7 separate regions of the Homo sapiens genome follow, and all the other regions are linked to region 1. Evidence: chromatin loops called from intact Hi-C (ENCODE). Cell type or tissue: mammary epithelial cell. All regions are shown on one strand. Region 1 overlaps KLHL18 (kelch like family member 18). Region 2 overlaps SETD2 (SET domain containing 2, histone lysine methyltransferase). Region 3 overlaps CCDC12 (coiled-coil domain containing 12). Region 4 overlaps SETD2 (SET domain containing 2, histone lysine methyltransferase). Region 5 holds the start of SNORD13J (small nucleolar RNA, C/D box 13J). Region 6 overlaps TMIE (transmembrane inner ear). Region 7 has its middle 32 kb from the start of PTH1R.

Region 1 (4,000 bases):
GCCTGAGTCTCCCGTGGGCCAAGACTCGTCTCTGAAAGCACCTCACAGCTTTCCCTCTTTCCTCTAGTGCCCTGGAGGCTCTGATCAACTTTGCCTACAACGGCAACCTTGCCATTGACCAGCAAAATGTCCAGTCATTGCTGATGGGGGCGAGCTTCCTGCAGCTGCAGAGCATCAAAGACGCCTGCTGCACATTCCTTCGAGAACGGTGAGGTGATGTGGTGGGCCTGGTGGAGAACATGACTATTTCATTTCTGGAATCTTCTGCCAGTTTGCTGAGTTCTTGGGACCATATATAGGTTTATGAAGGGAGTGAGCTGGAAAGGTTATTCTGCAGCACTTACATTTCTTGAAATCAGTTTGTAGCAGTGCCCACTTCTTTGAGATGAATTTTTTCAGAACATGATTTACATAGTCCAGCCTGCCCTTTCCCTTGGCTTGACATGTACATCTTCTGTTCCTCCCCCTCCGATCTCACCAGCCACTAATTTAGCTGATTTCTCACCAAACTGATTTGTGCAGTGCTCCTCTACTGTTCCATAGCCATCTCCATCTTTGTTTAGGTACTTTGCTCTCTGAATTTCTTTTCTTTTCTTTTTTTTTTTCAAGACAGGATCTTGCTCTGTCACCCAGGCTGGAGTGCAGTGGTATGATCTCGCCTCACTGCAACCTCTGCCTCCCATGTTCCAGCAATCCTCCCACCTCAGCCTCCCGAGTAGCTGGAACTACAGGCACGTGCCACCACACCTGGCTAATTTTTGTAATTTTTTTGGTAGAGATGTGGTTTTGCCATGTTGCCCAGGCTGGTCTCAAACTCTGCCCACCTTGGTCTCCCAAAGTGCTTGGATTACAGGCATAAGCCACTGCTCCCAGCCCTCTTTGAATTTCTTGACCTTCCTTTTCATACTTCAGTTATTTAAGAGCCTACCCAAATTTCACTTACTGGAATTCTCTATCCTCCTTAGTCCATTGGGAACTATCATTGTATGCACTTTTATGGTTGGGACCATGGATTATACCCCCACCTATTTCCAGTGCTTGGCAGTAGGCCTCGTGGGTCTCCTGTGACCTTCTGCCTGAGCAGTTAAGAAGGCTCTCCCTCCCCCTCAAGAGCCAGAGCTCTTAGTCATAAGGTAAAGGCCTTTTAACCAGCAGAGGCTTGGGGATGTGGGTTAGTGCTGGGCCACAGACAGGCAGGAGGACCCCAAACAGCACCCCTGTGTCTATGGTGCTTCACACACCCAGCCTTCACCTGAGCCTACTCTGATCACTAGGTATCTGGTCTGTCAGCATTCCTCCTGACTCAGATCTGCCCTCCGAACCTCATCCCCTCATGGAGCTGACCTCCCCTCCCCTATTCTCACTCCACCTATCCAGTTCAGTTAGCAGCTTATGGACCACACCCGCTGTCTGTTCATATCCTGCCCACACGGTGCTCATGGTCATCACACTGAGTACTGCTGTGTGTACAGCTAATCAAATAACCGTGGTAATGATGCCTAAGATTTAGTGGGGAGCTCATCTGCTGAACACTGGGTAAAGGGTTTCATCCTGAGGTAAGTGGTGCTGTTCGCAGTTTTATAAAGACCTTGTAGTAAGAGTAAAGCTGCGGAACCAACCTTGTCCCTGCTGTGGGATGCCTTCTGGGGCAGGCCAGAGGGTGCATATGGAGATGTGAGGAGCACACACTATCTTTCCTGCTCGTTTGTGAGCTTTTTAAGACACAGACTGGACTTAGTTCACCTCTTTTTCCCACAGAACTTGGAAAATGACTTCCTTTTTTCTTTTTCTTTCTTTCTTTTTTTTTTTTTTTTTTTTTTTTTTCTGTAAGGTAGAGCCCCAGGCTTGGAGGCCTTGGGCTTTACCACTGCTGAAATGACTCTGTGGCTAAGTAGGATTAATCCTGGAAAGGATTGTTGACGAGCCTCGAATCTTCACCAATGGACAACAGCTCCACCTAGGGGGCTTTTGAGATTGTCACTGTCAACACTGGATCCAGGCTATGTTGTAAAGTACTGTTATCTAAAAGTTGCTTAGAAAAGTGATTTTTAGGCCAGATGAGGTGGTTCATGCTGTAATCCCAGCATTTTGGGAGGCCAAGGCAGGAGGATTGCTTGAGGTTAGGATTTCCAGACCAGCCTGTATGGCAGAGCAAGACCCTGTCTCTACAAAAAAAAAATTTTTTTAATTAGTCAAGTGCAGTGGCTCACATCTATAGTCCCAGCTACTGGAGAGGCTAAGGTGGGAGAACTGCTTGAACCAGGAGCCCAAGGCTGCAGTGAGTTACAATCACCTTACTCCAGCTTGGGCAACTGAGCAAGACTCTGTCTCTAAAAACTAAAAAGAAAAAAGAAAAGTCATTTTTAGGCCAGTGCAGGTTTGCATGCACCAGTAGCATTTTAGGAATAAGTACTTACGCATAAACCTGATGTTTTGAGCCTATCTTTGACATTTTTTCATTCAGCCCTTCAGGACCCTTTCTGAGACCTAAACCTATACCTCTCCTGTTTCCTGCCACAGACTCCAGAGCCATGGCCTGCTTTCTGTTTTCTCACCAGTAGTTCCTATTATTGTCTCTGTTCCTTGGAATGATTCTCCCTGAGCCTCGCTACAGAATGTGATGGTGTCTCCCAGCTCCCCACTTCGTATGTGCCCTTGAAGGTGCATCATTTTCTTTTTTTTCTTTTTTTTTTTAAGGCGGAGCCTTGCTCTGTGAGACAGAGTGTCACTCTTGTTGCCCAGGCTGGAGTGCAGTGGCGCGATCTTGGCTCACTGCAAGCTCCGCCTCCTGTGTTCACGCCATTCTCTCGCCTCAGCCTCCCAAGTAGCTGGGACTACAGGCGCCTGCCACCACGCCTGGCTAATTTTTTGTACTTTTAGTAGAGACGGGGTTTCACCATGTTAGCCAGGATGGTCTCGATCTCCTGACCTTGTGATCCGCCCGCCTCAGCCTCCCAAAGTGCTGGGATTACAGGCGTGAGCCACCACGCCCAGCCGAGGGTGCATCATTTTCAAGATTTGATTGCCAGCGACTTGAGGAAAACCATTCTGAGCACCAGTGGAAAAGATATGTGACAGCACAGAGAAGCCACAATGCCATCAGAGTTCTTAAAGCCACAGTTCCTGAGGCTGCTCAGTCTATTACATCTTCAGCCCGCTGCTTTTTTTCCCCCTGAGGCTGGGGTTGACTTTTTCTGGTGGCCCTATTTCCGGCCTTCAAATGTATGGGCCTCCTTGCTTTTAGGCAAGCACTGGAGCTGTGTATTTTCTTGCTTTTTTTTTTTTTTGAGATGGAGTCTCACTCTGTCACCCAGGCTGGAGTGCAGTTTCGTGATCTCGGCTCACTGCCACCTCTGCCTCCCGAGCTCAAGCATTCTCCTGCCTCAGCCTCCGGAGTAGCAGGATTACAGGTGCCTGCCACCATGCCCGGCTAATTTTTGTATTTTTATTTATTTATTTATTTTTGAGACAGAGTCTTGCTCTGTCGCCCAGGCAGGAATGCAGTGGCATGATCTCAGCTCACTGCAACCACCACCTCCCAGGTTCAAGCGATTCTCCTGCCTCAGCCTCCGGAGCAGCTGGGGCTACAGGCGTGTGCCACCACACCCAGCTAATTTTTGTATTTTTAGTAGAGATGGGGTTTCACCATGTTGGCCAGGCTGGTCTTGATCTCCTGACCTCAAGTGATCTGCCCACCTCGGCCTCCCAAAGTGCTGAGATTACAGGTGTGAGTCACCACACCCAGCCTTGGAGCTGTGTATTTTCTGAAATTCTCTCAGAGGTAGATTGGTACACCAAATGCGTCAATGAACCACGTCAGTAACCTGTTTAATTCAAGTCACCGCTTCCTGCCTCTGATAAAGCATTATGTCTTATGCTGTCTTCTTGCTTCCAAAGTCAAGCTGTGTCAGCAAGGAAGAAGGTTGTGATGTGGCTAATGAAAGACGTGGGTCTCCATCAACCCTGTAGCTGTAGGTTTATTTTCCCTCATATCTCCCTC
Region 2 (4,000 bases), 240 kb before region 1:
AAGATACTATAGGAAAACCATGGGACAAACTACTAACAAGGTGTATGTACGGTTAGATACGTTAAAGGAATGATACTGAGATGAAAAAATTATTTGATTATTTAATACCAATGATACAGTGCTAAATTCATAATTACTGATATTATCACATATCCACAACCGAGGCAATCAATATAACAGTTTTAAGAAACAAGCAAGCTAAATGTGAACTGACCTCTTCCTGAAGCTTCTGGTTACTTTCCCGGCCGTCACCTAGCTCTGCCATCCAGATCCACAACAAAGACAGCCCATGACGTTCCAGAAAGGACTTCAGGCAGGACTGTGAGTGTGTGTTCTTTCATGGGGGAAGGGAGACACGATGCAGAGCATTGGGAGGCAATATCAGAATATTACAAAGAGCCCGAGGAGAGTTCATGTATACGTTACACATTATAGGGTTCACTTACATTCACAAAAAAAACCTAGAAACTCTGTTTTCATTAGCCTAAATAGAACTCTACAACAAATGCTTTAAACAGATTATAATCTTCTCTGATACACAAAATACAGCCAGTCAACTGGGATTTTACTAACGTAGAAAATTATATGAATATTAATAGGTCATTTATAATGAAAATTCTGAAGAACTAAGAAAAAATTGCATCTAACTTTTTAAATAAAGCTAAAACCATAAAAATTAGTCCTTAAATAATTCTTTCTTCTCTCCCTTTCAGATGATTGTTGAAAAGACCTCTTTTTCCTGTTAGTTTTTTTTTTTTAATCATCATGGTTTTTTTACACTGTGGCTTACAACTACAATCTCAGCACTTTCGAAGGTGGAAGAGGGAGGGACTGGTTGAGGCCAGGAGTTCAAAACCAGCCTGGGCAAAATAGCAAGACCCTTATCTCTACAAAAATATAAATATAAAAATTAGCTGGATGTGGTGGTGTGTGCCTGTAGTCCTAGATACTCAGGCAACTGAGGCAGGAGGATCACTTGAGCCCAGGAGTTCCAAGGCTGCAGTAAGCTATGATTGCACAACTGCGTTCCAGCCTGGGCAACAAAGCAAGACCCTAAAAAAAAAAAAAAATCATTTTGTGTTATCTAACATCTTGTGGCATACTTAATAAACTGGTGTAAAAAAGGGTACCGTTAAAATTTTGTGCTTGGAGATCACGTAGTACAAATGGCTTTGGGATGCTAGTAACTGGAGGGTAAAAGGCTATGGCAAGTGTGATGAATTATTACAAAAAAAAAAAAAAAGCCACCACATTCTTTGAATATAGACAGAAAGCAAACCAGGTCTAATAATGCCATGGTCCCCAACCTTTCTGGCACCAGGAACCAGTTTCAGGGAAGATAATTTTTCAACAAACTGGGTGGGGGATGGATTCAGGATGAAACTGTTCCACCTCAAATCATCAGGCATTAGATTCTCATAAGGAGTGTACAACCTAGATCTCTCGCATGTGCAGTTCACAATAGGGTTCGTGCTCCTATGAGAATCGAATGCCGCTGCTACTCTGACAGCAGGTGGAGCTCAGGCAGTAATGCTCACTCACCTCCTCCTGTGTGGCCCCGTTCCTAATCAGCCCATGGCCTGGGGATTGGGGATCCCTGTACTAATAGATTAAATGATACTGAACTCTTTAGCCATTTTAAATAATATGGTACAAGCTTTGAAAGTCATACACAACTCACATATCCATTTAAAAAATAAAACTGGCCGGCCATGGTGGCTCACGCCTGTAATCCCAGCATTCTGGGAGGCTGAGACGGGTGGATCATCTGAGGTCAGGATTTCCACACCAGCCTGGCCAACATGGTGAAACCCCATCTCTAATAAGAAAATACAAAAATCAGCTGGGCGTGGTGGCTGGCGCCTGTAATCCCAGCTACTCAGGACGCTGAGGCAGAATTGCTTGCACCCAGGACACAGAAGTTACAGTGAACCGAGACTGCACCACTGCACTCCAGCCTGGATGACAGAACAAGACCCCATCTAAACAAACAAACAAACAAACAAACAAACAAATAAATAAATAAATAAAATAAGACTAACTCTTATCAGAATTATTCCTTCTTCATTCATCTTCATTCATTCATTCCCACCACAAAACCAGAAATAAAAAACAAACATTAAAGTGTTCACCTGTATGAGTTCCAGACAGGTAAGTTTCTGCTCCAAAGTTTCAATTCTAACCATTAGCCGGGATAAGCTGAGCACCTGGTTTTTATCAGAGAGACCCTCACCATTTTCCATCAGAGCTTCTAGCTCTCCATCCACCTACCACAGCAAATAAAAATACCTTTTTATAAAACAACAACAACAAAAAAAAAAACCAAAAACCCAAAAAGTTGCTCAACCTTATCAATTATCAGGAAAACACAAATGAAGACCAAACTGGGAAAGTACTAGACTGGGGGAAAAAGTTAAGAAGGCTGATAATAACAAGTCTACTGTTGATGAAAGTATAAAGTGGTATAATACATTTGAAATGCATTTCATTCACTCATCAAATACGTAGCAAGAACTTATATGAGTCAAGTATAATTCTAGGTGGAGATCTGCAATGAGCCAAAACAGAAAAACCTGCCCTTATGGGAGACCATGAACAAATTACATTAAACCAAAAGGACTTCAGAGATCCTTTATGGTTCATAAATATGATGAATGGGTTTTCACGCTGCTGTGTGAGATATATCTCCTTCAAACTTATATAATTTATATGTTATAATATATAATGACCTTTTTATGATGTCAGCATATGAATGACCCAGCTGATAGGGGCCGGGTGCTTCAGAAAAAAATAAAGCATTAGCCTGAAAAATAAAATAGTTGTATCCCCATGCACAGAAATTCTACTTATCAGAATAAACTGTAGAGAAATTCTGCACATGTGTACCTGGAGATTCATAAGAATGTTCATTGAAGCAATATTTATAATAGCAAAAAATTGCCAACAACCCAAATATCTGTACAAGTTGGATAAACGGCCATGTTCACTCAATGAAATATAATACTACAGTGAAAGGAATCAAGTACAGCCAAATGCAACAACATCCATCAATCTTAAAAATATGTCATTAAGAAAAAGCAAGTTCCAAAGAATTACATGCTATATGAATCCATTTTTATGCACCTCAAAGCTGAACTTTTTAGTGATACATATGTGAAAAACTGCTTTTAAACAGGCAAGGATGACCGGGCATGGTGGCTCACACTTGTAATCTCAGCACTTTGAAAGGCTGAGGCAGGAAGATGACTTGAGCTCAGGAGTTTAAGACCAGCCTGGGCAACACAGCCAGACTTCATCTCTACTAAAAATCAAAAAAATTAGCCAGGTGTGGTAGCATGTGTCTATAGTCTCAGCTATTCAGGAGGCTGAGGCAGAAGGATCACCTGAGCCTGGGAAATTGAGGCTACAGTGAGTTATAATTTTGCCACTGCACTCCAGCCTGGGTGACACAGTGAAATCCTGTCTCAAAAAAAGGCAAGGAAGTAAGACCCAAAATGTACAACAGTGGTAACCTCTAGGTAGGGAGAAGGAAGCAGAGAAGCACTAACAAGGATTTTATAATTATGCTTTGTAACATATATATTCTTTAAGTATTTTAAATATTAAATGTAAATAACGGGGGGTGGGAATCAACCTACCAAAGGTTATTTCCAGCCCTGCATTATGGCAGTTACAGGACATAAAGATTCTTTCAAAGAATTTATTATGGGTGAGATTAAATTAATTCATATGAAACCAAACAAGGAAGCATTAACTGCAAATGTTACATAGAACTAAGAGGCCTACATAAGGGAGTAATTAGAATGAGTCACTGAAATAAGATTAGAAATAGGTAAGATAAAGACAAGAGGAAAGGGTAAGCAAAGTAGTGGGGAAAAGTGTGAACAAAGGAAAATAAGAAATCATGACAGTGCTTAGGTCAACAAAGCTCAAACAGGTAAGGCATGGTGACGGACTGAGAAAAACCATACCAAATAAAAGACTGGGCCAGATGCAGTGG
Region 3 (4,000 bases), 400 kb before region 1:
CCTCAACATGCCCAGCCCAACACAGGGGTTATTCATACATATTAAGTACCAGCTCTGCAGTCACCCTGTCTCCATCCTGTGGAGCCCAAATCCACTGCACCCTCAGACCTAGGAAATATCTGACACATTTCTGCCACACACAGGGGTTTACTTGTTTCTATTTCCAGATTTTTTTTTAGAAAGTTCAAAATATATACATATATACAGACATATGTACATCCACATGTGCAGACACAGGCACGCCCAGAGTTGTTGCTGGTTCTGCCTCCATTCAGAATGGCAGGGGCCACCCAGCAGACAAGGAGCTGACCTCATCCATGGGGGTTTCAGACTTGATGGGCAGGGAGTCTCTGCTCAGAAGCCAAACTGGAGGTGATGGCAAGCCTAGCCCCCATCCCTGCCCAAGACCATCCTCTGCAGGACAGGCCTGATGGGCGAGTGGTGGGGCAGGGCATGCCTCAGTCGGAGTCACAGGTCTTTTGTTCGGTGGCAGCATCCACTGCAGAGGCTAGGCTGTCTTCCTGGCCTTTCAGCCTTTCACCTGGGATGGATGGCAGACAGAAGGGGTGGGGAGGGGCCCGGTGCTTGGGCCACCACCCAGTGGGCAGGACCCCACCTTCCCAGGCACTGCACTTACGGATCAGCTCGGCAATGGCCCTCTGAGTCCGCTTTTTTAGTTTCTCCAGCTTCTTGGCCACATCTCTCTTGAGGTCCCTGGAGCAGGGAGGCAGGGAGAAGCAGGAAGGTGAAGGCTGGCCTGATGTGGCATTGGGTCCCCTCCCCTCTTGCAGCCCTCTGGCATTAGGAGTCATGCTCGGTTGCTGGAGGGGGCTGCCCTGGGGAAGAGGCCAGGACATTCCCCTTCTGTACCCTCCGAAACCCAGCATAAACCATCATTCCCTGTCCCACTGAGGCAGGGGGACTAGCATCACAAACCCACCCAACACAAGGGACTGAGCTAAGGCAAAGGTGGATGGTTTCTCAGAGACCCTCTCTTGCTCTGGTCCTCTGGTCACCATCAGGGAGTGACTTGCTCCTGCCCACTGTGGGCCCTGCTCCTCCTCCAGCCACCGGCCCAGCCCCTCCACTGTGGGCACCCAGAAGTGCACAAGCACTCAGCCCATTCTCTCTGGCTCTGGGTTTCCCAGGACATATGCCCCATGCTTTTGTTTCATCAAATTAAAACAGCTGGTGTTAACTCGACCAAGAATCAGGCGAGAGGGATATAGCTCTACCTCCGGCTCAAGGTGAAGACAGACACAAGCCTCCCGGCCCACAGCACCCTCTCTCCCACTCTCTCTCAGCCTAGCAAGAAGGATGACGACCTCCATTTCACAGAGGAGGAAACCAGGGCCAGAGGGAACAAGCTATGGTGGTAGAACAGGAACAGAAAACTGTGTCTGCCCTTCCCTCCACTCCTGGCCCCCAAAGACAGCGGTTGGCCTTGCTCAAATGGGAGCTCTGGAGCAGATGGGCTCTCAACCTCTCAGGAGGGCCTTCATGAGGGGCCTGCTGCTCCCCGCGCCTGAGCCCCACTCCATCACTCCCCTCTCATCCCACCACTTATGTCCTCCTCAGCACTGGTTTCCAACAGTAGCTATCTCGTGTAACTCTATGTCTGTACTGCCAGTCTCTGCACTGTGACGGCAGGAAGGGCCAAGCCCCAGGCCCATGCTGGCACCAAGAGTCCCCGAGTCAGCCTGCACCCGCCACGCACGGGCAACACTCACCAGTCAGGCTTCCGAGGAGCGAGGTTGGCCAGGTCCTGGGAAGGGAGGAGACACACATCAGGGTGGAGGGGCCACCCCAGGACAAGGGGGAGGGCAGGCTCGAGAAGGAGGGAAATGGGAGAAAGAGGAGGAGGAAGGAGAGGGACGAGAGCAAAGGGGCTGGTGGGAAGGGAATAAAGAAGTGACGAGAAGGAATGGGGGGCAGAGGGAGAGCAAGTGGCGAAGAGAAACAGGACACACAGAAGCAGCGAGGATGCCAGGGTGGTCCAGGCACTCACCACCTCCTCGATGACGGGCTCGGGCTTGGCGGCCTCCAGCTGCTCCTTCACCTTCTCCTCCACTAGAGGGTGCAATTAAACAGAGAAGGCCTGTGGAAAACGCGCTGCCACTCTGCAGGGACACTGCCTACCGTGGCCCCCAGGGAGAGACGGGACCCCAGGCTTCCTTGCTCCCACCTCTGTGTGGCCCGCAACCAGCCAGAGGTGAAGACCCTGCAAAGGCAGCTCTGGAGGAGGGGCCTGGGTTTCCCAGGATGAAGCATTCCCCACAGGCCAAGAATGGGACAGCAGGAGGCAGCCAGCCACAGTCAGTCAGGAAGCATGGATGCTGACAATAACTACAAGACCAGAGAGCTGCCTGGATACATACAAAGTGAGGACTGGCTTCTCACATAATCCCAGGGCTCCTGGGCTCTGAGGATGTCCTCTGGGTCCCGGCCTAGCCAGAGCCACAGGTGGCTTTTCCTCCATCCCACCTCAGGTGTATGCTCCCAAGACCAGGGCACAGGCACCTCCCAGCTCCTCCAAGCTACTGCCAGCATAGTGGGCCTCTGAGCAATCTGACTAGGAGGGTCCTGCCCCTTGGGGACAAATGGCAGAAGCACTAACAACTCTGGGCTCTGTGGGCTTCCTCCAACCCCTGGCATTCAGTGGGCCCATGAGTGCCCTCCTGCTCTGCCTCACCTCCCTCCAGATACAGATGAGAGTTGAGGGCTTCCCCTGACCTGGGCAGTTCCTCACCTCTCTGTCCTGCCTACTATCCCCCAGTGCACCATTACCCTACCAGGTGGGGCCCAAACTACAAAGCAAATCACGGGGAAGTGTCTGGATTTCAGGGATGAAGGAAGTGGGGAAGCAGACCGGGATGTGGCCAAATGGGCAACACTTTACTTTTTCCCAAGATAAATGTATTTATTCACTTGTTACTTATGCAATTCAAAAAAAGTTGATAACAAGGCAAGGCACAGTGGCTCACACCTGGAATCCCAGCACTTTGGGACGCCAAGGCGGGTGGATCACTTGAGGTCAGGAGGAGTTCAAGACCAGCCTGGCCGACATGGTGAAACCCTGTCTCTACTAAAAACACAAAAATTAGCCAGGCGCAGTGGCACACACCTGTAATCCCAGCTACTCAGGAGGCTGAGGTTACAGTGAGCTGAGATTATGCCACTGCACTCCAGCCTAGGCGACAGAGCGAGACTCCATCTCAAAATAAAATAAAATAAAATAAAATAAATAACAAACATAAAGAATTAAAATGGGGACCCTCCAGGGCAAGGGCCCAGGGATCCGCAGGACTAAGAAACTTCCTGGCATGAGTGGTGTGGACGGCCAGAAGCTCCTGGTGGCTGTGCTGTTCCCACGCCATGGCAAGAGTCTAGGCAAGCCCTGGGCCAGGCCCTCTCCCCTGCCTCAGTGCTCCACACTGCCCGTCCACTGCTGTGTGTGGCTGAATGACTGGCCCCTGTCTCTGACCCACCCAGGGCCCACAGGACCCATCACCCTGCCCTGCTGCCCAAGGGCCCCATGACCACATCCACTTCTCAGCCAGGAGTCCTCTGAGAGGATGTGGCCTTTTTCAAACCCCACTCAGATCCCTGGGAGGCCTCGGTCTCAGGGTGTGAGCAGGACTGAGAAGGCACAAGAGGACTCTTCAGTGCCCCGACAGCCTCTGCTGCTGCCGAAGGCCGACTGTGTGCATCTGCCATGAGATGGTAACAAAGGGTCCTGCCTGCAGGCCCAACTCCTGTCCTGGTACTGCTGGTTATTCTCAGAGAGCAAAGCCTGCTGAGGTGGAGGGTGGCTGACAGTGCCAGGAAGCAGAGGTGGAGAGGGACAGCTTGCTTACCTGCAACCGGTTTGGCCTGGGGCACCCTCCTCTTCTTCAGGTCCTCATCCTCCGGGACATAGTTCCGCAGCCTAAGTTCCCTGCAAGAATAGAGGGAACAAGCAGAGATGAAGTCAGTGTGTGACATGGTCTCATTCATTCAT
Region 4 (4,000 bases), 310 kb before region 1:
TTAATATGAGGATATTAGAAGAGTTACTGAACCTCTCTGACCCTTAGTTTTCCTCATTATAGTGCCAATTCCTGTGCCTCAGGACTGTGACCACAACCTGAGCTCTAAGTGCTCAGCACAGTGCCTAGCAGGCAGTGACTGCTCTAATTGCTACTCACCCTGCCAAAGATTTGGCAGGCCACAACCTGACCTGACCTCAAGAACACTGCTGCAGCAGGCAGAATAACCCTGGTGAGAAACAGGTGGGACCAACCTTTTTGCAAAGATGGGCCCAGTCTGGCCTGAAGCCCTTAGCCTTCCTCACTGCCTAGATAACTGATCCAACAAGTGGGAGAGAGGTCTCTCACCAAGCCCTGCATCTTCCTGGAAATGTTCACTATCATCATAACCTGTGCACTATACCTCTTTTATAGGGGTCCTATCCTGTCCTCTAGTGTCCAACCCCAGTGTTAGGGAGCACAGTGGGAAGCTAGGGAACCCAAACATCAAATGAGCATTTCAAACCAGGTGTCCAACACTTTGGGAGTCTAAAGCAGGAGCATTACTTGAGGCCTGGAAGTCAAGACCAGCCTGGGTAACATAGCAAGACCCTGTGTCTCTACAAAAATTTTTAAAAAGTATTAGCTAATAGTCCTAGCTACTCCAGAGGCTGAGGCAAGAAGACTGCTTGGGCCCAGGAGTTCAGGGATGCAATGAGCTATGATCACACCACTGCGTTCCAGCCCGGGCAACAAAGCGAGACCCTTTCTCCCCACCCCCCTCCCCCACCCCCCCCCAAAAAAAGCATTCCAGTGGGCTCAGAAAAATCAAGTCCATGGGGGAGAAAAGATTCAATGCTTCTCTCCAGCCAGGAGAAAGTATCAAGGGAGAAGATAAATTTGCCTTTCTCTTGACTGATAATTAACCAAAATAAAGAAGCCTAGTGCCAAAGAGGCCCTAGATGCTGCTTCTTTTGCTCTGGAATGCATGTGCAAATTGACCCAATGCCTGAGCACAGCCAAAAGATCCCAAGCCTACAAGTGTCAGTCACCTGGCAAATGTGCAAATGTCTGCCCCAGTCATAGTAGGACCTGTGGAGAATGAACAAGTCCTGTAATAAAATCCAATCACAGGGATTAACCTTGGACTTCACACACCTAAGGCCACTCACTATCTCTCCTTCTTCCAGTGACATCATTACACACAAATATGCTTGATTAACTTTTAGGGAACACACATGCCAAGTTCTTTAATTGATTTTATTTTTTTACATAAAAAGTTCAGTAAAAATTGGATAAAGTAAAGTGATTTTAAGCAGTAAATCAATCTTATCAACATAGCACAAGGCTGGCCAAAACCACAAGGCAGCCTGCTTTAGAATATTTACATGATAACAAATTAAACCTTGCAGGAGAACTTAAACTGTCCTTACAAAGTCTTCCTGTGATCCTAGCATGTAGAGGCTAAAAGCAAAACGAAAACCAAACAAAAACCAGGAAAAAACAAATTATTTTCAATATATTCACATATACATTAAAATATAATACAGATCATCAGGGTAAAGGGTTGTGGGTGGGGATGCGCATGGGTCTGTGCGCTGACAGCACCGCCAAGGAGAAGACCCAGGTTTAAGAGTGGAGTCAGGTCTGGCCAGGGTCTTTTCTAAGCCCTTGCACCTCTGATGGCTTCTAACCACATGCCAACAGCTCACAACTAGGTAATCACTTGTAGATGGAGTTCATTTTTGTGGCCTTCAGTTGACATCTGCAGGGTTGAATTCCCCAGGGTGATGTATCATCAGTAGCACAGTGCTGACAGGGGTGGGACAGAAAGGCCCACAGGATTTCCTCTCCCTAGAGTCTGTCTTACCTGACCACCCATCCTCCCACCCTGGCCCAACAGTCACTCTAATTCAGTGTCCTCTTTGGGTTTGTAAACAGCCCCAAACTTCTGCATGTACTTCTTAATGTACTCCTTGGTTTTGTGTTTCACATTCTCATTGCACTCCAGGTCCTCAGGATTCTTACAGTACTTCAGCTCCTTATTCATAACACCGTGAGTCAGCTGTCCAGGGCACAGGAAGAGAGACCACAGCCACCAATCAGAGCAGAAATTATATGAGGGGGAGGACAGGGGTGGTAATCCAGCCTGCTGCTTCAGGGCCCTTCTCACCAAGACAGGAAGTTAATAAGGGGGTAGATGTTGGGGCAGGCTGGTGCTATGATCACCAGAAAGGACAAGCTGAGCTCTGAAAATTTCTTAGAGAACTACTGCTGTCATGTAAGGTACGCATCCCTCCCCAAACCTTCCCTCCCCGTTCCTGGGTCCCCAGCTCTGACATCTGACAAGAAAAAAAAAAATACTTTCTATGATGAAAAGGGCTTCTTAGAAGGTACACAGTTTGCCCAGAACATTGCCTGGTGGGCTACCAAAAGCAAGGGGAGTACCTTGCGAGCCAGATGTTTAAAGTCTTCAGTTGTGGTAATTCTTCCCACTTTGCAGTCAGGTTTCCGGTAAGGGTTCAGGCACTGGACGATGAACTGGGACATCTGCAGGCAGAGAAAAGAGAACACGTTGCTCAACAGTCCAGAGAGGGCAAGGAGTTGTACTGAGGAAATAACTAGAAAAGGTAGTGAGTAAAGCCAGCCAATCCTTCTCCTTTTCCTCCCTCAGGTTAACTGGTTTGGACAGTGGAATACTAGTAAGCCAGTAAGATCTGAGAAAAGGATACGGGCTCAGCCTGAGAGGGAAAGAGCTCCCCTGGATGGACTAAGCAAGCCTTAAAGGAGGCTGGAGGGACTCAACAGCATGACTTCAATGCTGAGTCCTTCAGCAGCCCCAGGTTTCAGTCAATGAATTTTGTGTCCTTGGCATAAAGACAGTAGCTGGGTTCTCTGGGCCCTGGAGGCAAGGCAGAGCACAGCAGGTGTTCCAGAGCTTCTATGAGGCTTAGCAATCCCAGGAACCACAGGAATTTTGTCATTGAAGGGTACTTAGATTCTTTAAGTGGTCATACCACAGCATGTGAAGCAGATGGAAGCATGATATGACAGCCAGCAAAGGAAAACCTAAGCAGAATCCTTTTCCTTCCACCACTTACTATGTCCTCCCTGGGCTGTCTAAGTATGGTCTGTCCTACCCAGGTGCTCCCAAACACTCTAGGAATAGGACCTTCAGAGGTATTTGTGGTGCTAAGATCATAGGGGACAAAGAGAATAAAGAGGCCAGTCATAGCCATTTCATCAGAGAGCACTTTGAACAAAGTCTACCCATCACTAAAATTCAGTGAGCCTTCAGGTGTTCAAAGAACAAGGCTATATCACAAGGTAGGCACTAAATAAACAGCTGCTGGTTCAATGAGCTGAAATACCAGTATGTTCACAAAGGGACCATAAGAAACTAAATTTTATCCCTGCATAAGCCTTTTAACTCAAGGTTTTTCTGGGGTTTCCTGGCCTCCAAACTCTCTTCCTTCAGTCTATCCCCTCAAACACAGATAGGGATTTCATTACCCCCTGCTTAAAATTCTGCAATGGTTCCCGATAACCCACAGACACATAGTTCCTATATGAAGAAGAACAATACCATTCCACCTCATTTTCAACAGCCCTCCCATATCTTGTGCTATAGCCCATCAGGCCACTTACAACTCCCTGGAAGGGAAGATGCTCTCTCTTGCCTCTGTACATTCTATTGATATAAGTTAGATCCCCTGCTGATCCATCTGGCCAATTCCTACCCCTGATTCAAGCGCCCTTCCTGACTGCCCAGATTGTGGCTCCCAGCCCTAATATGGCATACTTTTCACACAGCTGTCGCTACTTATTTACAGGTCTGTTTCTTCCAAAACACTACAAGCCCCTTCAGTGAATGAAGATTGGAGTTTAGAACCTAGATGCTATGAAGCAGACAAGTTTAGTGTCTTGATGGTTGGTAAGACACACTTCTGGTAGCATAAAAAGGAGCAGCATTCTCCCAAGCCCTGGAGAATTAGGCAGCTACCAAATGAGATATTACAGAA
Region 5 (4,000 bases), 74 kb before region 1:
ATGTTGCCCATGCTGGTATCACACTCCTGGGCTCAGGCAATCCTCTCGCCTCGGCCTCCCAAAGGGCTGGGATTACAGATGTGAGCCACTGTGCCTGGCCTCCAGGATGCTTTCTATGCATGGTTATAACCTCATCCTTTCACCCTCATCCTCACCAACCACTGCATGAACATGTCACCACTCCCCAATAATAATCATGTATGTCACCTCTAATTTTTTTTTTTTTTTGAGATGGGGTCTCGCTCTGTCGCCCAGGCTGGAGTACAGTGGCGCAATCTTGGCTCACCGCAACCTCTGCCTCCCGGGTTCATGTAATTCTCCTGCCTCAGCCTCCTGAGCAGCTGGGATTATAGGCATGTGCCACCACGCCCGGCTAATTTTTGTATTTTTAGTAGAGATGGGGTTTTACCATGTTGGCCAGGCTGGTCTCGAACTCTTGACCTCAGGTGATCTGCCCGCCTCAGCCTCCCAAAGTGCAGGGATTACAAGCGTGAGTCACTGTGCCTGGCCTCACCTCTAATTTTTTGCTGCTTACAAACAATGCTGCAAGAACATTTTTGTACTCATATATTTATGTCCTCATAGATTTCTGTAGAATAACACAGTGATCTATGAGGCTTTTGAGATCTGCCCCCATTACCTCTTTTCTGCTTCTCTTCTCTGGTGCACTCCAAACACTTCCACAAATTGGTATGCTTCTGCCTCTGCATTGCTTGTCCGCTGCCCTGGAATTCTCTTCTCCTAAGTATTTCCAAGACTCATTCACTTACCTCCTGATAATCTTTGTTCAAAAGCTTCTAAATTAGGTGCACCACAATTACTCTTTAAAATTGTAATTCCAGCCAGGTGCGGTGGCTCATCCCTGCAATTCCAGTACTTAGGGAGGCCAAGGCAGGTGGATCATCTGAGGTCAGGAGTTCGAGACCACCCTTGTGAAACCTTGTCTCTACAAAAATTACAAAAATTGGCCAAGCATGGTGGCATGCGCCTGTAATCCCAACTACTAGAGAGGCTAAGGCAGGAGAATTGCTTGAACCCGGGAGACAGAGGTTGCAGTAAGCTGAGACCGCACCATTGCACTCCAGCCTGAGCAATAGAGCGAGTCACTGTCTCAAAAAAAAAAAAAATTGTAATACCTTCTCCACCCCTGCAACATGCTTTAAAAATCTCTAATTTTTTTTCATAGCACATTTTGCCTTTTAACATATTCTAGATTAGTGCTGTCCAATAGCACTTTCTGCAATTATTGAAATGTTCCATATTTGTGCTGCCCGGTATGGTAATGATGAGACAAATACAGCTACTGAACACTTGAAATGTGGCTAGGGTGCCTGAAGAAGTAATTCTAATTTTAATTAAATAGCCACATTTGAGTAGCAGTTACCGTATTAAACAGTGAAACTTTAGAACTTACCTATTTATTGTGATTATTATTATGTATCTCCCCTATTCCCATCAGACTGCAAGCTCAGAGATTTGTGTTTCTGTTCATGCAGTCAGGTATTCCAAGTGCTTTAAAAAGCACTTGGCACATAGTAAGCACTCCATAGATTTTAGGTAAGTAAATAAATGATACTTTTTTTTTCAGATCAGACGGGTAATGTGCCAATGTCGTAACAAGGTTCAAGGGTGGCACATCTCACACAAGCGTATGAACACACAATCATCACACTCATGAACTACAAAAGGATCATAAATGACACATTTTGAGGAGAAGAATCGCTAAGTCATTTTATACTCGATATACCATCTGAGTGTCTTCCCTAAAAGAGGCACAAGGAACTTCAAGCTGAGAACCCTCGCTGTGAACAATAGGACTTCCTTTAGTTGTCATAAAAGGGCCACTGGAGGGAGCCCCTGACACCTGGATCCTGGGACTGGTGACCAAAACTGTGACCAGTCCACTGCCCCACTGGCCCTCTCCCAGACCAAAGGCCTGCTGTATTCTAGCCCTCATCCAACCAGGTCACCTGGGCACTGAGGCCCAACTGCCCTCACATAGCAAGGGTCAACAGAACCCCTGGCATCCTGATGGCTCTGTGGCAATTCAGGCACAAAGCCTGGGACCCAAGGCATGTGACCAGTGTCCAGATCCTGGATCTGCCCCTCTGGAAGCCCCACAAAGGTCCCCTTCAGGTGTGGACTTCCTGTGGGGTCAACAGGAGAGGCTTGCTGGCCAGTCTCACCTGTCCACATGCCATCCTTCTCCCAGCTCTAGAAAATGTATCATGGCCCAGCTACAGAAAGTTCGACTGAGCCATCAGGGTCCTCCAGCTTGATGACTCTGTTCAGTGAGGCACAGCAGAGCCAAACTTACATGTCTGGGCCAATCAGAAGGTGATGTAGGAGGCTGGGTGCAGTGGCACATGCCTGTAATCCCAGCACTTTAGGAGGTCAAGGCGGGCAGATCACTTGAGGTCAGGAGTTCAAGACCAGCCTGGCCAACATGGTGAAACCCCATCTCTACTAAAAATAAAAAATAGCTGGGTGCGGTGGCACATGCTTGTAATCCCAGCTACTCAGCAGGCTGAGGCAGGAGAATGGCTTGAACCCGGGAGGCAGAGGTTACAGTGAGCCAAGATTGCACCACTGCACTCCAGCCTGGGCAACAGAGTGAGACCCTGTCTCAAAAACAACAACAACAAACAGGGACATTTTTTAGATAGGAAAAAAATGCCTTGGAAACAGCACAGACTCATGTAAGTTTCCTAATAGGCATTTTCATTATAAATGTAATGAGGATAATTCAGAGAATTCTGCTTAAGCTGCACATCAGGCTGTGGGGCAGCTCTTGGGGCAGGCAGTTTTCCGATTTTCATCCCACTGCAGCTTGCCAGTGTATCTTCTCTTGGCAGAGTGGAGTATACTAAGTCTCTCCCTGCTGTCTGTTTATGCCTGAGGCTCACAGCCCTTTACACCACTTCACAGAATCACCGACTGGCAGAGTGGGAGGGTCACTGCAGGTTATCAGGCCAACTTCCTTGTTCACAGAGGACGACCCTGAGGTTGAGAGGGTCTGAGCAACTCGCCACAGAGAGCTTGTGGAAGAGGTGGATTAGGAACCCAGTCTTCTGCCTTATAGCCAGCCCCATCAGCCAAAGAAATTCTGAAGAAGCAATTCTACCCTCTTGAAAACAGGCATCAATACCGAAGACAGTGCTGAAAATGACCTGAGAATACTGGCTACAGTCTAGGAAAGGCAGCAACCAAAATAATTTTTCCACATCTCTCTCAAGAACTCATGTTTGTAAAGAAAAATGCTTATCAGAAAGATTATAAACACATTCACACTGGATGGCACAGAGACTCACTCAGTTGGCCAAGGCCAACAATGCAGATCTTAGAACACAAATTACATGAAAAAGCATGATTGTCCAACTTCACCAGGCGTGGTGGCTCACACCTGTAATCCCAGCACTTTGGAAGGCTAAGAGGACCCCCTGAGCCCAGGAGCTCAAGACCACCCTGGGCAACATAGGGAGACCCCATCACTAGAGGAAAAAAAAAAAAATTAAGTCAGGCGTGGTGGCGCAGGCCTGTGGTCCCAGCTACTTGGGAGGCTGAGGTGGGAGAATTGCTTGAGCCCAGGCAGTTGAGGCTGCAGTGAGCCATGACAGCACCACTGCACTCCAGCTTGGGTGACAAAGCAAGACCCTGTCTAAAAAACAATAATAAAAAATAAAAAATAGGGGCATGAAAAACCTTCAAGACAGGTACAACGTCCACCCAGCCAGGTTCACGGGTAGCAATGTTGATAATCCTAAGCTAAGGGAACACCAAATAAGAAAAGATAAGAAGGCCAAGCATGTTGGCTCATGCTTGCAATCCCAGCCCTTTGGGAGGCTGAGGCTGGAGGCTCACGAGGTCAGGAGTTTGAGACCAGCCTGGCCAACACAATGAAACCCCGTCTCTACTAAAAATACATAAATTAGCTGGGGGTGGTGGCAGGTGCCTGTAATCCCAGCTACTTAGGAGGCTGAGGCAGGAGAATCGCTTGAAC
Region 6 (4,000 bases), 620 kb before region 1:
CTAGGTGCAGACAGAAAGCTGGGGGTGGGGGTTAAGTCAGTTCTCAGCCAAGGACTCTTCTCCCTCACCCCCAGGAACTCATCTTTTCCCAGTTCTAGGGAAATTGCATTTGGAGGCCATCTGCCTGACATCTGCCTACAGTCTGAGCAAGGCCTTAGCTCTTCCCTCACGGAAGCACCAAAGACATGGGCAGGGCTGGGGGCCATGTCACCACCCACCTTAGCCCTGTGTGGGTCACCATCACCCTCCATCAGCCCGTGAGGCTCTGAAGGAGGTGGGGACCTCCATGCTCCAGAAATCAGACCCCAGCAGGGCCCAACATGAGGAGAAGACCAGCTGTCATCTGCTGCCGTCCACCCAAGACCCCTATCAGTAAGAGTAGGCCCAGCTCCACCCACATCAGGGCTGGGGCAAGAATGTGTAGGAAGTGAGCTGCCTTGGCTCAGAACCTGAGAACTTTGCCATGGCCCTCAGAGTCTTCCAGTCATACAACCAGCCGGGCCAACACATTGAGCCTTAGAATTAGGGCAGCTGCCACCATCAGGGCCCTAACCCTAATGGCACAGACATGTCCCTGACCACACCCACATGCATGCCAACCACACATGTGCCCAACCTCACACATGTTCCCCAACTTTATGTACATGTCTGACCCCACACATATATCCAGGGGAAAGTACTGAGGAATGGTGTCTTCTTGTCAATAGCTCACCCTGGCAGGGAGAAAAGAGCCTGAGAATCAGGTACCAATCCCAGCCCACAGATCCTCTGGGTTACCTGGGACAGGTTGCTGATCCTCTCTTGAGTTCTGCAACCCACGCTGAAGGGTGGCATTCACTAGATGAAGAAGCGCCTGGCTCATGACAGATGCCTAATCCATGTTTACGGACCTGGGGGAAGAAGGGCTGGATGGTCGAACTACAGGTTGCCTTTCTTCTCAGAGAACCAGAAGGGACTTCTCGTGTCTGTCCTTATTTAGTAATCAGTGCACAACATCTCGCTCATATGCCCCAGGGTTCTCTCTCCCTCAGAGGACAGACCCCTCTCCCTGTCCCTCAGCCACACTAAGTGACAGACATGGGGTCATATCCATCTCTGGTCAGGGACAGATCTTACTCAAATTCTACAGTGTGGGTCCATGTCCCTTCAGACCTAGGCAGGACTGTGTCCCCTAGACACCCAGGGTAGAGCTGTGTCCTCTAGACACCCAGGGCAGGACCGTGTCCCCTAGACACCCAGGGTGGACCATGTCCCTAGACACCCAGGGTGAAGCATATCCCCTAGACACCCAGGGCGGACCATGTCCCTAGACACCCAGGGTGGACCATGTCCCCTAGACACCCAGGGCAGGACCATGTCCCTAGACACCCAGGGCAGGACCATGTCCCTAGACACCCAGGGCAGGAACATGTCCCCTAGACACCCAAGGTGGACCATGTCCCTAGACACTCAGGGTGGACTATGTCCCCTAGAGACCCAGGGTGGACCATGTCGCCTAGACACCCAGGGCAGGACCATGTCCCCTAGACACCCAGGGCAGGACCATGTCCCTAGATGCCCAGGGCAGGACCGTGTCCCCTAGACGCCCAGGGCAGGACCGTGTCCCCTAGACGCCCAGGGCAGGACCATGTCCCCTAGACGCCCAGGGCAGGATCATGTCCCTAGACACCCAGGGTGGACCATGTCCCCTAGACACCCAGGGTGGACCATGTCCCCTAGACACCCAGGGCCAGGGTCATGTCCCTAGACACCCAGGGTGAAGCACGTCCACTAGACACCCAGGGTGGACCATGTCCCCTAGACACCCAGGGCAGGACCATGTCCCCTAGACACCCAGGGCCAGGGTCATGTCCCTAGACACCCAGGGTGAAGCATGTCCCCTAGACACCCAGGGTGGACCATGTCCCCTAGACACCCAGGGTGGACCATGTCCCCTAGACACCCAGGGCCAGGGTCATGTCCCTAGACAGCCAGGAGCAGGGTTGTCTCCCCTCAGACCTGGGCAGAACTATGTCCCCTAGACACCCAGGAGAAGGGCTGTGTCCTCTCAGACCTGGGGCTGGGCCATGTCCCTTAGATATCCAGGATGAGGCCATGTCCTCTCAGAACTGGGGCAGGACTGTGTCCTCTAGACCCTGGGGCAGTGTCCTATCCCCTCAGTCCCCCAGGGCAGGGTCATGTCCACCTGGAAAGTGGGAGTGTCTGGCTGTGCTCTATTCAGGCTTGCTACAGCCGCACTTCTGCCTTTTGGCCTCCAGGTGTCGCCACAGCACTGCAGACCTTTTATTTATCCAGTGCCTGTCCTGTGGACACTCTGGGAGAGTCTTCTGTTCAGAGTGACTCCTAGTAGGGTAGGCGACCAAAGGAGGCCACCTGGCAGGGGTCCAGGCCAGCTGGCAGAACTATGTGGCCCAGACTCCTAGCTCCACACCCCACCCTCACTGGGGAGATGTGAGAGCAAAGCCAGTTAGCCAGCACCCCCCAGGCCTCGCCTTGTCTCTGGCCTTGGTCCTGAGACCCCATCTGCCTGGGTGGAGCCCAGGACTGGAGTAGGAGGGTGTGTTCATAGGGGCCTTGAACCTGGCCAGGACAAGCCATCCACATTTGCTCCTCCAGGCCTTGGTTTCCCCAAGCATCAACCACCCTCCCACTTCAAGTACCTGGCTCTGCTCAGTTCTCTTGCTCTAAATCTGGAACTTTCCAAGGTCTAGGGTGTTGGTAGTGCATGCTTAAGAGAGTTGATTCTAGGAGATTCTGATATGCTTGGGCTGAGTGTTTGCTGAGACCTGGGCCCTTCTCAGCTGGTTCCAGCCAGCTGGCCTCTGCCTAACTCACTCCCCTCTCTCCTGACCCACAGCCCAGCACGGCCCCACCCAAGCCCAAGCCGCCTCCGCTGACCAAGGAGACAGTGGTGTTCTGGGACATGCGCCTGTGGCACGTGGTGGGCATCTTTTCGCTCTTCGTGTTGTCCATCAGTGAGTAGCTGTTCCCTTCCCTCTCCACCACACTGCAGTGGGAACACAGCACCCCCTGCCCCCCAGAGGGCTCAGAGCAGCAATTCCGGGCAGTGCAAGTAGGCCAGGCACCCGCAGGAGACCCGCGGTGGTTTCTGGCACCTCCTGATCCACACAAACTCCCCGTGGAGGGCTGACAGGCCGGTGGTGACCTGAAGTATTCTGCAGGACCCAGGGAGGTAGCCACATGGCAATTATGGTAATTACAGGGAACTCCACTGAACCAAGGACTGGGACGAGGACGTGTCATTTTTCCCTATGGCTGGCCTCCTGATGCTTTTCCTGCAGTTTGGCCAGCTTAAAGGCCCACACCCAGGGGCCCCAGCAAGGCCATCCTCCACTAGAGGCTCCCCAGACACCCAGCAGATGTGGCTCCCAGGCTTCAATCCCTGCCTTGTCAAATACCATTTTCCGGGAGTGACTCACACCCGCCTCAATTAAAAGCAGGAAACCCATTCCTCTCCTGGGCTCTGGGAGCTTCTTGATGCAAAGTCGCAGCAGAAATGGGCTTGGCCGGCTCCCCTTAGCCCTCCCCTCAGAATGGAGGTCTGGAGTTGGGGAAGGGGACAGAAAGGCACAGGAGACAGAGGCCAAGTGGGGAGGCTGCCATGGCACAAAGCAGTCTGACAGAGGTTCCCACGAGGCAAAAGCAGAGTGGGGGGGAATGTAGGAGGTAAAGGGAGAAGCAGCCCACTCCCCTGCAAAGGCATCACAGAGGAGGGTCCTCTGAGGAGGAGGGTCCTCTGAGCTGCAGACCGGTGGGAGGGTAGGTGGGGTTTTGCAGGAGGGAAGGCTGGAAAGGCATTCCGGGAGAGGGGATGTGAGCAGAGGCTGGAGGAAATGCAGCCTCACGCAGGGTCTCAGATGAACCCAACTGGACATTTGCTGAGTGCACCCTGGGTGGGGAGGCAAAAGCTGCACTTCGTCCCAGCCGGAGCTGTCCCGGGATGAGGTGCCCCAGAGAGCTGGGTGGCCCACAGAGAGCC
Region 7 (4,000 bases), 410 kb before region 1:
GTTTGTGTACCAGTGTGTCTATGTGTGTATTTGTGTGTGTGTGTGCATTTGTATGTCTATTTGTGTATTTCTGTATGTGTGTCTATTTGTGTGTGTGTATCTGTGTCTATTTGTATATCTGTCTGTTATGTGTATGTGTGTGTGTGTATGTGTCTATGTTTCTGTGCTGGTGTACGTATGTCTATCTGTGTGTATTTATATGTATTGTGTATGTCTGTGTATGTGTATTTGTGTATTTGTGTAAATATGTGTGTCTGTATATGTCTATTTGTGTATGTCTGTGTGTGTATTTATGTGTGTGTATGTCTATTTGCATGTGTATTTGTTGTCTATGTGTATTTGTGTGTGTCTATTTGTATGTGTCTATTTGTGTGTATGTCTCTGTGTGTGTCTATTTGTGTGTGTCTGTGTATTTGTGTATGTCTCTCTGTGTGTGTCTATTTGTGTATGTCTCTACGTGTGTATGTGTGTCTATTTGTATGTGTCTGTGTGTTTATGTGTGTATGTCTCTGTGTGTGTGTGTCTATTTGTGTGTGTGTGGACTCGTGGTCTAAGAACGCCGCCTGTGGGTGGAATTTGGCTCATAGACATGTTTGGTTTGGCACCTACAGTATTTTCAACATCCTGAGCCAACATTTAAAAATCAGGATATTTCACATAAAAATTCAGCTTTCCAACTTCTCTTAAAAATTCAGAAGCCCTGGCAGCCCTGGGCCTGCGTTCCCCTGAGGCCACGCTCCTCCCGAACTGTGCAGGGCTGCCCTCCTCCGTGCACCCTCCATAGCCTCGCCCACTTGTCTCGCCCAGCAGTGTCTTGAGGATGGCTGAGTTTGTGAACCCAGTGTGTGGTCACAACTACGTGTGAGCCTGGCTGTCAGGGAATACGTGCATGAGTGGGGTGTGTGTGCATGTGTGTGAATGTGTGTGTGCATGTGCAAAGCAACTCTGTGTATGAGGCAAACCTGAGTGTGTGCGGTGCGTGTGAATGCCTGCATGTGCGCGTGCGTGTGTGAAGAGTCTGCGTGGGGGAACACGTGTGTAAAGGCATGGATGTGCACGTGTGTGTGCAGGGGAGTGGCCATATTTGTGGCTGTGTGGAGTGTGTGGGCCACAGCGGACTGGCATGCTCTGCCCAGGGGCCTCTTCCGGTCTTTGAGGGGGAATTGGATTCCCGGCTTCTGGCTGGGCCGCCTTGCGGGATTTATTTCTGTCTCAGTGCCCACTGGAGTCCTGAGTAATGGGAACATTTAAAGAAAACCAGTAAATAGATACAGAAGGGGCAGGCTGGCTGGGAAACTCAGCCCAGACACCCCTGCCCAGCCCACAGCTGCCAGAGCCCCTGGGGGCAGGCCTGAGCCCAGGGAGAAAGGAGCTCCAGCATGCGACAGCACCCCCTCACTCTGTGGGGTGCCCACTGCTACCCATGCATGCCCCCACCACCTGGATGGATGGTCCCTGGGTCAACACTGGGCATCTTGAGAGCTTCCTTGGCTCCGAGCAGCAGATGTTCAGGAGATTCAGGGGATGCCAGCTCAGGCCTGGCCCAGGGGCCAAGAGGACCTGACCCTCCAGGGGTGCCCTTTCCCAGCCAGGCTACAGGCATTCTGCCCACACACACCCTCTGCACATGCAGACGCACCCACAGTTCAAGGAGGGGAGAGGCTGTGCTGACCTGGCAGGGCTGGGCGGGCACTCGATACCCCACCCGGACCTCACACACCCGGCAGTGCCTTGGAACCTCATCTGCCAGGACACGGCCCCTGCTGTTCTGGGTCTCAGGCTGACTGGACCCCACTCTCTGGATCGTCTCTGATGAGCAGTCACTTACAAATGACATAAACCCCACAGGAAAGGATAGGCGTGCGTCATGCGGTGGGGTGACCTGCTTTACAGAAGACCCGCTGCTGGCAGGAGCTGTTTGGACCAACGCGCCCTGTCAGGGACCCCATCGGGGATCTCCTGCTGCCCCCCAGTGGCCATGGGAGGACATGGGGAAATAAAAGTCAACAGCTGCATGGAGTTGCTCATCCGCGTCTGAGTGGACTCTGAGGGCCCCACGTGGTTCCCAGCCAGACAGTTATGGGGAAGCAAGGCCTTTCAACTGGTCTGAGGGAAGGGGCTTGGATCCCAGCACAGATCTGGAGACCACCTGGAAGGTCAGCTCCTCGAAGGCAGAACCATCGTCAGTCACAGCTGCATCCCCGGATACAGTGCCCAGCATGACATGGGTCCTCGGGAAGCATGCTACACTAATGGCCCACTCCCCAGGCTCCTGGGGGTGGGCAGCGCTGTAGCAAGCCCTGGGCCCAGCTCAGAGCCCCATGGAGAGGCCGCCTGAAGGTGAGCGGGCATCTCACATGTTGAAGCCTCCAAGGCAGTGAGGGGCTTGGGCTTGAGGCTGGACAGTAGTTTTCCCTTGTGACTTCAGGGGTTGTGCCTATCTCTGATCCCAAGCCCATAGTTCCTCACTGTGGTTACAAGGCCCTGTCCTGGCTGGTGACCTGCCTGGTCCCTGACTCTGCAAGCCCAGGTGGGACTTCCTCCCAGCCCTCTTGCTGCCTCCCCAGCAAGAGTCAGAACCGAGAGGCCCTGCGCCTGGGTCTCTGGTCTCCTGTCCTCTTCTAGGGAAGGAGCATCCGTGCTGCTGTGGAAAATATCCCAGGCCTGACACCTCTCCCAAGATGAAGAGGCTGGGTGTCCTAGAGAACCCCAAGATGAAGGGACCTGAACACTGCGAGGTTGGTCAGGGCTGTCCTGGAGAAGTGCCTGGGCAGTGATGGACCAGGCAGTGGCAGGCACACCAGGGCTCCATCCACAGTGCTGGACACTGGCCCCTGGCCCTCGCTGGCCCATCTTAAGCCTGAAGGGCTTACGACAAAGGGGCTGCCAGGGCCTCAGGGCACCCTCCCCACCTAGCCCTCCAACCAAGGCTAGGGCTGAGACTTTTTTTTTCTTTACCAAATTTTCAGGGGACTATGAATCACTGAGACTAACTCTGAACTATCCTCACCTGGATGAAGACTGTAGTCCACACCCCAGAATGTTTGTTTTAAATGGAGAAAGCATACTTTAAAGAAACACACATTTTAGTAACATGTTTTACCAGTTTCTTTGCTCACCACCTGTATTTTTTAAACCTTTTTATTTTGAAATACGGATTCATAGGAAGTTTTGTTTTTGTTTTTGTTTTTGTTTTTGTTTTTATACAGAGTCTTACTCTGTTGCCCAGGCTGGAGTGCAGGGGCACGATCTCGGCTCACTGCAACCTCTGCCATCAGGATTAAAGTGATTCTCGGGCCTCAGCCTCCCAACTAGCTGGGATTACAGGCGTGCGCCACCATGTCCAGCTAATTTTTGTTTTTTTTAGTAGAGATGGGGTTTCACCATGTGGGCCGGGCTGGTCTTGAACTTCCGACCTCAGGTGATCCGCCCACCTCAGCCTCGTAAATTGCTGGGATTACAGGCATGAGCCACTGCACCCAGCCGATAGGAAGTTTAAAAGTACAGAGAAGTCCTGTGTAACATTCACCCAGTTTCCACCTGGTTACATTTTCCATAGCTGCAGTACAATATCGAAACCAGGAATCTGACATTGGTGCAGTGTGTATAGTTCTATTCCATTTCATCGGGTGCATAGATACAGGTAACCACCACCACAATCAAGATACACAGAGGTATTCCATCACAACCATTCCAGAGATCTCCTTGGAGCCACCCCCTTTAGAGTCACCTGTCCCCACCATCGCTAACCCCTGGCAACCACTAATCTGTTCCCCATCTCTATAATTCTGTCACTGTCAGAATGTTACAGAAGTGGAACCATACAGTATGTGACCATTTGATACCTACTGTTTTCACTCACCATAATGCCCTTGAGATCCATCCAAGCTGTGGCAGGTGTCAGTCCTTGGTCCTGTTTTATTGCTGAGTTGCATTCCATGGTACGGATGAACCCGAGCTTAACCTGTCCCCTATTGACAAGACCTTTTCCCTAGCCTTT

The links. A loop is a pair of places that touch in the nucleus more often than their neighbours do. Peaks named below come from ENCODE experiments on the same cell type or tissue, not always from the same donor. Only the 100,000 strongest peaks of a DNase experiment are listed, where the experiment ranks them.
Region 2: it touches region 1 in a loop (2.6-fold over the local background); 12 of 110 quality-filtered maps call a loop at or near these places.
Region 3: it touches region 1 in a loop (14-fold over the local background); 33 of 110 quality-filtered maps call a loop at or near these places.
Region 4: a loop joins it to region 1, with 2.6 times the contacts of the local background. A loop is called at or near these places in 10 of 110 quality-filtered maps.
Region 5: it touches region 1 in a loop (22-fold over the local background); 52 of 110 quality-filtered maps call a loop at or near these places.
Region 6: a loop joins it to region 1, with 15 times the contacts of the local background. A loop is called at or near these places in 42 of 110 quality-filtered maps.
Region 7: it touches region 1 in a loop (4-fold over the local background); 4 of 110 quality-filtered maps call a loop at or near these places.

The regions. Positions count from the first base shown.
Region 1 is chr3:47,322,501-47,326,500 of GRCh38, forward strand. KLHL18 (kelch like family member 18) reads left to right here. Exons shown (of 10, transcript NM_025010.5): 3 at 68-208. Among named protein-coding and RNA genes, the nearest start is that of KLHL18, 42 kb to the left of the region's middle. RefSeq lists a silencer at 1,219-1,513. In mammary epithelial cell, a CTCF peak has its summit at 1,959 (motif pointing left); DNase peaks (open chromatin) are centred at 1,341 and 1,921; H3K27ac peaks cover 404 bases.
Region 2 is chr3:47,085,981-47,089,980 of GRCh38, forward strand. It overlaps SETD2 (SET domain containing 2, histone lysine methyltransferase), which reads right to left. Exons shown (of 21, transcript NM_014159.7): 10 at 2,133-2,267; 11 at 215-334. It also overlaps the pseudogene LOC124906375. Among named protein-coding and RNA genes, the nearest start is that of SETD2, 76 kb to the right of the region's middle. In mammary epithelial cell, a CTCF peak has its summit at 1,532 (motif pointing right); no DNase peak of the experiment used is centred here.
Region 3 is chr3:46,921,599-46,925,598 of GRCh38, forward strand. CCDC12 (coiled-coil domain containing 12) reads right to left here. Exons shown (of 7, transcript NM_001277074.2): 3 at 3,858-3,937; 4 at 2,009-2,070; 5 at 1,731-1,765; 6 at 638-714; 7 at 132-541. The coding sequence ends at 459. Among named protein-coding and RNA genes, the nearest start is that of PTH1R, 46 kb to the left of the region's middle. RefSeq lists an enhancer at 3,037-3,538. In mammary epithelial cell, a CTCF peak has its summit at 2,077 (motif pointing right); no DNase peak of the experiment used is centred here.
Region 4 is chr3:47,015,212-47,019,211 of GRCh38, forward strand. SETD2 (SET domain containing 2, histone lysine methyltransferase) reads right to left here. Exons shown (of 21, transcript NM_014159.7): 20 at 2,427-2,528; 21 at 1,225-2,043. The coding sequence ends at 1,882. Among named protein-coding and RNA genes, the nearest start is that of NBEAL2, 38 kb to the left of the region's middle. In mammary epithelial cell, no CTCF peak of the experiment used is centred here; a DNase peak (open chromatin) is centred at 2,050.
Region 5 is chr3:47,248,936-47,252,935 of GRCh38, forward strand. The region is part of intron 10 of KIF9 (kinesin family member 9); the gene reads right to left. It overlaps SNORD13J (small nucleolar RNA, C/D box 13J), which reads right to left and starts at 1,674; the gene lies at 1,582-1,674. It also overlaps the pseudogene SNORD13P3. In mammary epithelial cell, a CTCF peak has its summit at 1,851 (motif pointing right); no DNase peak of the experiment used is centred here.
Region 6 is chr3:46,702,933-46,706,932 of GRCh38, forward strand. It overlaps TMIE (transmembrane inner ear), which reads left to right. Exons shown (of 4, transcript NM_147196.3): 2 at 2,858-2,975. Among named protein-coding and RNA genes, the nearest start is that of TMIE, 3.5 kb to the left of the region's middle. RefSeq lists an enhancer at 3,481-4,000. In mammary epithelial cell, a CTCF peak has its summit at 2,257 (motif pointing right); a DNase peak (open chromatin) is centred at 2,289.
Region 7 is chr3:46,907,754-46,911,753 of GRCh38, forward strand. No RefSeq gene overlaps it. Among named protein-coding and RNA genes, the nearest start is that of PTH1R, 32 kb to the left of the region's middle. RefSeq lists enhancers at 1,306-1,881, 1,866-2,160. In mammary epithelial cell, CTCF peaks have their summits at 576 and 1,961 (motif pointing left); a DNase peak (open chromatin) is centred at 1,978.